2 separate regions of the Homo sapiens genome follow, and region 2 is linked to region 1. A link is a contact called in ENCODE Hi-C or POLR2A ChIA-PET data. All regions are on one chromosome and are shown on one strand. The core of a region is the stretch at or near the end of the contact, and the rest is flanking DNA. Distances in the headings are between cores, read along the strand shown.

Region 1 (4,487 bases), core at 1,262-3,761:
GGCTAACACGGTAAAACCCCGTCTCTACTAAAAATACAAAAAAATTAGCCGGGCCTAGTGGTGGGCGCCTGTAGTCCCAGCTACTCGGGAGGCTGAGGCAGAAGAATGGCGTGAACCCGGGAGGCGGAGCTTGCAGTGAGCCGAGATCGTGCCATTGTACTCTAGCCTGGGCAACAAGAGCAAAACTCCATCTCAGGAAAAAAAAAAATCTAGTATTGATGAGCATGTGGCGAAACTGGATTTTTTTTTTTTACACTGTTTGGTGGGAGAATAAAATGGTACGACCAGTTTGGGAAACTTGTAGAATCTGCTAAGGCATTTGTTCAGGCTTAAAACTAATGGATATGTACATATATGTTCACCAAGAAACATAGACCACGTAATATGTGATTCCATTTATGTAAAATACAAAAACAGGCAAAACTAACCTATGCTGTTGAAAGTCAAGATAGTGGCTTCCCTTAAGAGGATATAGTGATTTGGAGAAAGCACAGGATATCCTCTGGGAATGCTATGATGTTCATTTACTGATTTGGGTGCTGGTTACACCATGTGTTCAGTTAATGGATTTTCATTTATAATTCGTGCACTTCTGACTACGTGTAAAAACAAAGTTTCAGGGGATGTCGGTTTCAGGTGTTGTTTGATCCTGAGGCATATGATGTCTTCCTGACTATGGCCTGGTTTCTGGTTGTTCCCTCAACTCTGCCTTCCTCTAGATGCAAAGTTCATCCTCAAAGTGTTTATTGGCTGGACGCGGTGGTTCATGCCTGTAAGCCCAGCACTTTGGGAGGCCGGGGCAGGTGGATCACTTGAGGTCAGGAGTTTGAGACCAGCCTGGACAACATGGTGAAACCCTGTCTCTACTAAAAACACAAAAAGTTAGCCGGGCGTGGTGGCGGGCGCCTGTAATCTCAGCTGTTTTACAGGCTGGGGCAGGAGAATTGCTTGAACCTGAGAGGTTGAGGTTGCAGTGAGTCGAGATCGCGCCACTGCACTCCAGCCTGGGCGACAGAGCAAGACTCTGTCTGAAAGAAAGAAGGAAAGAAAGAAAAAAGAAGGAAGGAAGGAAGGAAGGAAGGAAGGAAGGAAGGAAGGAAGGAAGAGAGTTTGTCATGCTTCCAAGACAGCCTCCTGTAGCTCCTATACTTAGTCTTTCACGTCTAGGAGGAAAGAGAGAGTCTTCCTCCGCTTACCAGTTGCAGAAATCCTTACCTTCATTCTGACTGGACTTACTGAGTTCACGTGTCTAACCTTTAACCAATCTCAGAGAAGAGGGGCATATTAAGCACTAATTGCTTTTTGTCCAGGTTACCTGGGTGACCATTTCTGAACCAATCACTGTGGGAAGGAGGGTGAGATTATGCTAATTGGTTCAAGCCAATCAGGGCTTATCCCTGGAACTGGGGGTATAAAGGGTGTCGACCTAACCCAAATGTTTTGGCTTTATTAATGGGGACTGGGGAGGAGAGGAATAGACATTGTGGATGTCATCACATGGGGGAGACATTTCTTATTTATTTTTAAACATTTATTTGAAACAACCATAAACCTACAGAAGAGTTGCAAATATAGTATAAAGAATGTTTTCGCGGCCAGGTGCAATGGCTGTGGCCTGTAATCCTAGCATTTTGGGAGGCCGAAGTGGATGGATCACCTGAGGTTGGGAGTTCAAGACCAGCCTGGCCGACATGGTGAAACTACATCTCTACTAAAAATACAAAAATTAGCTGAGCTTGGTGGCACATGCCTGTAATCCCAGCTACTTGGGAAGCTGAGGCAGGAGAATCGCTTGAACTGGGGAGGCAGAGGTTGCAATGAGCCAAGATCGGGCCACTGCACTCTAGCCTGGGCAACAGAGGGAGACTTCATCTCAAAAAAAAAAAAAAAAAAAAAAGAATGTTTTATCCTCTGAAGCATTTTGAGTCTAAATTGTCATATCGCTCTGAATATTATAGTGTGTGTGTGTGTGTGTGTGTGTGTCCTACATGCAAGAACATTCCACTGTAAAGATACATTTGTTCCCTTTGATGAGTATTATATGGGCAGGTACTTTGATAGTTCACATTCTTCACCAAACTTTGCATTCACGTGCTTATATCTACATCAACTCATAGATTCTAATTTTATTCAAGGGGTTATAATCTGTTACTTTCATTTTTAACGTTGATGCTCAAATTGTCCCAGGGTTGGCCAGTGGGAGCATTTCAGGCTGGTTCCTCTGTCTTTCCAGGTGTTCTCATTTTTTTTTTTTAATCACTTCCTTACTTTCTGACCCCAAAAGATGCCCCGGGTGCCTCTTGTACATTCGCTGTCCCCTCACCCCTGGAATCGGCTATTATTCAAAGGAGAATCGCGGGCGCTTCTGAGGGCTGGTGGCCGACCCCTCACCTCCGAATGACCCCCTCAGACTCTTGATTTCAATGCGGCCAGTCGGCCAATGGCAGAGGAGATGGATGCTTCAGCGGTTGCCATGGAGACCGCCAGGCCGCAGAGCGGAAGGAGGCGGTGACGTCACCGCGGGAGCAAGTGCAGCGGCCACATCCTCGTCCTAGTCCGGCGACAGGGCACTGAGTGCAACCTCTGGGCCAGCGGTGAGGGACGCGCCTCCCTGCCTGCCAGGGCCGCGCCTACGACACTCTGTTGGCAGTTGTCCCAGGGAGATCAGCAGTCCCAGATCCGGAGAGACCGTTGGGGCCTGTGAGACCTTCGGAGGCCACGCCAAGAAAGGGGAAGCATCATCTTTAGACCCTCCTTGGTGCAGCCTTGCCCAGGACCCGGGAGCCACGAGTCAGGTGGCAAACACCGCCTTCTGCTTCTCCAGCACGCGTAAGTCCCTGGGAATCTTCGAGCCCACTCAGAGGGAGCCACAGAAGCCCCGACGTTGCACAGCCCTGCAGGCAGGGGCTGGGGGCATCCTTCACTGAGCTGGACGAAGGGGTCCTGGGAGCGGCCTCCGGCCCCTGAGGCCTCACTCTCTCGTAGCCTTTGGGAAGGAATCGCGGCATCCTGGATAATTTCGTGGATTCCCGAGGCAGCTCAGGTGTCCACCAGCGGGCATACTGCTGCCTCAAAGAGTTGGGCAAGATGCTGTTCGGGGTGAAGGACATTGCACTGTTGGAGCACGGGTGCAAGGCCCTGGAGGTGGACAGTTACAAGTCCCTGATGATCCTGGGGATCCCGGAGGACTGCAACCACGAGGAATTCGAAGAGATTATTCGGCTGCCCCTCAAACCTCTAGGCAAGTTCGAAGTGGCTGGGAAGGCCTATCTGGAAGAAGATAAATCCAAGGCGGCCATCATTCAGCTGACGGAGGACATCAATTACGCCGTGGTCCCCAGGGAGATCAAGGGCAAGGGCGGTGTGTGGAGAGTGGTCTACATGCCCCGGAAGCAGGACATTGAATTCCTGACCAAGCTGAACCTCTTTCTGCAGAGCGAGGGCAGGACGGTGGAGGATATGGCCCGGGTCCTGAGGCAGGAACTGTGTCCCCCAGCCACGGGCCCCAGAGAGCTGCCTGCAAGAAAGTGCTCTGTGCCTGGGCTGGGGGAGAAACCGGAGGCTGGGGCCACCGTCCAGATGGACGTGGTGCCACCTCTGGACTCCTCCGAGAAGGAGAGCAAGGCTGGAGTTGGCAAGAGGGGCAAAAGGAAGAACAAGAAAAACCGCCGGCGGCATCACGCCTCAGACAAGAAGCTGTGAGGTGGTGGCATCGGGTGGGCGTGGGGAGTGTCTGAGGGGGTGTGGGTGATGACTGTGGGAGGGTAGGTACCACCTCACTACGTTTAAGGAGTGCGAGTGAGTGTGGGTAATGCAAGGGAGGGTGGGAATGACTCTAGTGAGTGGGTAACTTTGGAGTAAGAATGGGTATCATTTGGATAGCACAGGTAACATCTGACTAGTGCGAAAGAGGTGGATATCTTTATCTGAGTTAACTAACTTGTGGGTTACATCTGAGTGGGTGTGGTTAACGTCTGGGTGCCCGTGGCTCATTTATTCATCTTACAGATATTTATTGCATACCTACTATGTTCCAGGAGCTGGGGATATGGAAGGGAGTAAACTCAATAAAAATCCCTGCCTTCATGGCACTCAGAGTAAGTGGGTAATATTTGAATTACTTGGAGACATCAGAGTGAGCGTAGGTAGCATTTGAGTACATGTGGGTAACAGCTGAATGATCATAAAATCTGGTTGAGTGTGGATTGCTCATTCATCCATGTATCCATGCAACCAACAAAATTTCCTGAGGACCTACAGTGTGCCAGGCACTGGGGATACAGAAGGGGAATAAACAGACCAAAACCTTGCCCGTGACTCTCATAGTAGCTATTTGAGTAGGTGCGGGTAACATTTGGGTTACTTGAATACACGTTAGTGAGTGTGGGTAGCATTAGAGTGTGTGGGTGGCATCCGCGTATAATTGAAAGTAGTTGTGGGTAATATTTGAGAGTGTGCGGGTAACACCTGAATATGTGTATGGGTAT
Region 2 (4,487 bases), core at 1,091-3,590, 230 kb before region 1:
CGCCTTCCTCAAAGGCCTCTCCCAACGCACCACTCGATTTTTATGGGAACCTCTTCCCATCCCTACCATCTATAAATCAAGGTCTATGAGCTTCTGCAACTTCATTAACAGCCCCTGCATGGGACTCAGTCTCTGTAATCACAATTTTTTTTTTTTTTTTTAAAGATTGGGTCTTGCTCTGTCACCCAGGCTGGAGTGCAATGGTGCAATCATGGCTCACTGTAGCCTCAGCCTCCCAGGCTCAAGTGATCCTCCTGCCTCAGCCTCCTGAGTAGCTCGCACTACAGGTACATGCCACCATATCCAGTTTGTGTGCCATGTTTGGAAGCAACTGTTGCTTGTTGATTCTCCAGACATCTATCTTTCTTTCTCTCTCTCTTTCTTTTTCTTTCTTTCTTTCTCTCTCTCTCTCTCTCAATTTCTTTCTTTCTTTCTTTTTTTGAGACGGAGTCTCCCTCTGTTACCCAGGCTGGAGTGCAGTGCCACAGTCTCGGTGTGTGCCATCATGCCCAGCTAATTTTTGTATTTTTAGTACAGATGGGGTTTCGCCATGTTGGCCAGGCTGATCTGAACTCCTGAACTCAGGTGATCTGCCCGCCTCAGCCTCCCAAAGTACTGGGATTACAGACGTGAGCCACTGCGCCTGGCTGATTCTCCAGAAATCTTTTGGCATCATCATTAATAAAAGCATCAAGAAGTCAAAAAGGAAATCAAGTGATCCTCCCGCCTCAGCCTCCCAAGTAGCTGGGGCTACAGGTGTGCACCACCACACCCGACTAATTTTCTAAGTCTATTTTGAACAAGAGGAAGACTGAATAAAGGTTGTCTCTAATAAATTTCAAGACATTTCCCCCCGGAAACTTACTAGATTAGTTTTTAAACTTATTTGTCAAACCCTTCTGTGGCTCTTAATCCATGGAAGACACTGCTCCAAGTACCTAATACATTTCATTGAATCCTCAGAACAACTGTATGAGGCAGCCAGTATTATGATCCCGTGATCAGATGAAGAAACGGTGGCACAGAGAGGTTAAGTAAGTTTTCCAAGGTCACACAGCTGGAAAGTGACAGATCTGTGACTCACCCCGAGGAAGTCTGGCTCCTGGAGACTTTGCTGTCTATCGCCACTATCAATTTCTCTCCATCTCACCACCAGAAGGTCACTTCGTGCACGGGGAATCATAAAAGAGGGAATTTCTTGTATGATCTTCTGGGCCTTGGCTTTTAGGGAGCCAAGGTCTGTCTGAGAGATGAGTATGAATATTAGAGCTAGGTCTTGGAAGTTGGTAGAGGCAGGCTCGGCGTAGTGATACAGATTGGCCGCCTGAGGGTGCCCCAGCCCTGCTTGCGGAGCCTGGAGAGACAGCAGGAAGCCTTGGAAACGAATGTCAGGCTCAGACTCCTAGGACCAGAGAACGTTGAGAATAGAGCATCATAGAAGGCTGAGAACAAAGCCCCTTAGAACGTAGAACAAAGGCCCCTGGAATGGAAGAATGATGAGCACACATCCTCCTAGCACCTGGGAGACAAAAGCTGCTTAGACTCTCTTCTGGTCAAAGCATAGAATCTTCCACCCAGGGTCTTATAATTCCAGAATTTGGAATGCAATCGATCTTAGACTCTTAGCAGCAAGACCGGCTACATATTTGGCCTAGTGCAAAGTGAAAATAAGGGGCCCCTTGCTCAAAAACTAAAAATTTCAAGACAGAAATTGCAGAACATTCAACCAAGCGCGAAGACCCTTCTAAGTGGATTCCAAGCCGGTGAAGCCGGCCCTAAGTAGAAACAATTTCATCGGAGGACGTCCGTCTGGTTTTACAGCTGAGTGTCTGGGAAGGCTTCTTGGAAGAGGAGGCGAAGTCAGGGCTCGACCCCCTAACCCTTTTCTCCCCCTGCGCAGCCTCAGAAGCTGAAGGTTGGGCGGGGTGGAGGGGTAGGAGCAGCTGCCAAACTGTCACGTGTACCCATTCCCTATTTATAGATCACCCTTCCCCTCGCGCCGGACAGTCCAATGGTAGCCAGCGCTCGCCCGCAAGAGGGTGGAACCTGCTGCAGGACCGGCCAGGCACAGACCAATGGCATTGAAGCAAGGGCGGGCTTGTTTCATTGTGACGCGTGGGGGGGCGTGGCCAGGGCCCCGAGGCAGTTGCACGGAGGGGGCGTGGCGAGCGGAGTGAGTAGGCAGTTGCGAGCATGCGTCGTGTTGGGCGGTGCGGTTGCACGCCCGAGAGTCTTCGTCAGGAAGCTTATTCGCCAATAGGCGGCTGTTGCTCGGTCGCCGGGGGCGTGGCCATGCAGATAAGGCGCGGGTGGGCGGCCCAATGGGCGGGCGCCTATGCAGATGAGACGGTGACAGCCCGGCCAGCGGGCGGGCGGGCAGGCTGCTGGGGCGGGGAGGTGGGACCGGGAGAGGGGTGGCCGCGGGGCCCGGCCGGGCTGGGGCGGGGGGCCGCAGCCATGATCCGGGCCTTCTCGTTCCCGGTGAGCCCTGAGCGGGGCCGGCTGCGGGGCTGGCTGGAGGGTAGCCTGGCCGGGCTCTGCGAGTTACATTGGCTCCGGGAGAGGCAGGAGTACCGCGTGCAGCAGGCGCTGCGGCTGGCCCAGCCCGGAATGGGGGGCGCCGAGGCCGAGGACGAGGAGGACGCCGATGAGGATGAAGATGCGGCGGCGGCGCGCCGGGCCGCAGCGGCCCTGGAGGAGCAGCTGGTAAGGGGCTGCCTGTCCGTCCGTCCCTCCACCCCCGTCTGTGTCTGTCTGTCTCGGTTGGATGCTCAGACACCGGGCGGGGGTTGGGGACCCGGGTAGGCAGGGAGTGAGAAAGGACAGGGGGTGGGGCTGGCGACCCCGGAGTTCCGGCGGCGGGCCGGACCTGGCCTCCCCGCCCCCAAATCGGGGGAGGGGGAACTGCATCGCCCCCACTGGGGCCTCGTGAGAAACACAGGCCCTGTCTCTTACACCCCTTCCCCAAAGAAAATCCTTGTGGGCGCCAAGTATGTGTCAAACCCGAGACCGGGTACTTTGCAGGCGTTGTCTTCTTGCGGCTTGGGAAACGGGGTGATAGTCCCCATTTAACAGAGAAACAAATTGAGGCTCAGAGAGAGCAAGCGACTCACCCAAGGTGACACAGCCAGGCTCCAAACATGCCCTTCTCTGGGCCCCGCCACCAGGGCTCCATCTTCCCTAAGTCCTGGTGTGCTTGGAGATCTCTGGAGGGGGCGGGGTGGGAGGAGGGGAATCTCAGGGCCTCCAGAGGGAGGGACCACTGCTGAGAGGAAGCTCACAGTCCCTGAGGACCCCCCACTGGGATCTTGACCCTTTGGTGACACTTCCCCTGCTTCCTACCTGGCCCCAGCTCTCCTTGACCCAAGGGGAGGCAGGTCGAGGCAGCGCCTGGGGGAGACTTCTGGACTCTGGGTGTTCTCATGGTGGAAGATGGGCAGAGGTCTCCGGAATGACTTGAGGACGCCCCATGCCTCTCCCCTTTCTATGTCATTCCTTGAGTCTCCCGATCTCGTCCTGGGTTCTGTCACTCTCTCCGTCCTGCCACATCCCTGTGACTTTCTGTGTCTGCTTCTCTTTCTTCATCCTGTCTCTCTGTCTCTGTGATCTCTGTGTCCCTCTGCATCTGTCTCCTTGGCCTTCCCTTCCTGCCTGTCTGCACCTCGCTCTCTTCTTCTTGCCCGACGTCCCAGGCTCAGTCTGTCTTCCCCTCCCCCCAGCCCGCACACCCTGGCTCCACGGCAGATCCCCATCCCCAAGCCTGTGTGTGGCCAGAGCTTCCCGTTTCGGGAAACCTGAGCCGAGGTGGCAGTGGAGGGGGCTCTCCCCGCCGCTGACCTCGACCGCCCCCTCCCCAGATGGGGAGTGGGGAGGAAGACTGAAGCCAGGCTCCCGGGGCTGCACGCCCGGCCCCTCCCCCTCTCAGGAGTGGGACCCCCCTGCACATTCTTTTCTGGAAACAGAAACAGCTGTGGGAGGCCCCACCCCCTCCCAAAGTTAGAGACGGATTGTGGGGGCCTTCGCTAGCTCCCCCCACCCCAAGCTGGCTCGGCTTGGAAGGCGCCTTCCATCCTGACAAGGAGAATGCGAGGCATGAGGTTGGGGTAGCTGTGGGTAGCTGTGTCCTCTCCCCCTCTGCCCTCGGTCTCTCCCCTTTTCACCCTTCACCTTCCCCATCTCTGCCCTTCAGTCTCCCTCTCCTCGGTCCCTCTGTCCCCTCCTCCCCCTCAGCCCTCTGTCCTCCCGGCACGAGCTGATAGTGGAGAGGCCTGTCCCCCCACCCCCCAGTCTCTAGGCAAAGCTTGTCCCAGCATCAGGGAGGAGGCGGTGGCAGGCGGGGGGAGGAGGAGGAGCAGAGAAGCGCTAAATATAAACTTCTCTAGTGCTGGGGGTTCCTGGGTCCCTCTGAAGAGTGGATTAGGGCTTCTTCTGATCCCCCAACCCTTGTCTTATGACTTATCCCCCCACCCCCAGCCCCTGCCAGGAAT

The links. Hi-C counts contacts between places; a loop is a spot of excess contacts on that map. ChIA-PET counts read pairs that join two places held with the same protein, here RNA polymerase II (POLR2A). Pooled maps may share reads with other maps.
Region 2: a pooled map shows a loop between it and region 1 (2.4-fold over the local background). The contact joins the promoter of DACT3 here to the promoter of PNMA8C in region 1. A Hi-C loop is called at or near these places in 1 of 37 single-sample maps with no recorded cell type and 1 of 50 pooled maps. POLR2A ChIA-PET finds 5 or more read pairs at or near these places in 2 of 52 experiments (OCI-LY7 and activated CD4-positive, alpha-beta T cell).

The regions. Positions count from the first base shown.
Region 1 is chr19:46,426,960-46,431,446 of GRCh38, reverse strand. PNMA8C (PNMA family member 8C) reads left to right here and starts at 2,511. Exons shown (of 1, transcript NM_001386793.1): 1 at 2,511-4,487. The coding sequence starts at 3,088. The coding sequence ends at 3,702. RefSeq lists enhancers at 2,511-2,780, 4,432-4,481, 4,326-4,487.
Region 2 is chr19:46,659,035-46,663,521 of GRCh38, reverse strand. DACT3 (dishevelled binding antagonist of beta catenin 3) reads left to right here and starts at 2,340. Exons shown (of 4, transcript NM_145056.3): 1 at 2,340-2,706. The coding sequence starts at 2,458. DACT3-AS1 (DACT3 antisense RNA 1) reads right to left here and starts at 3,158. Exons shown (of 3, transcript NR_040042.1): 1 at 3,114-3,158. RefSeq lists silencers at 1,963-2,082, 2,293-2,542.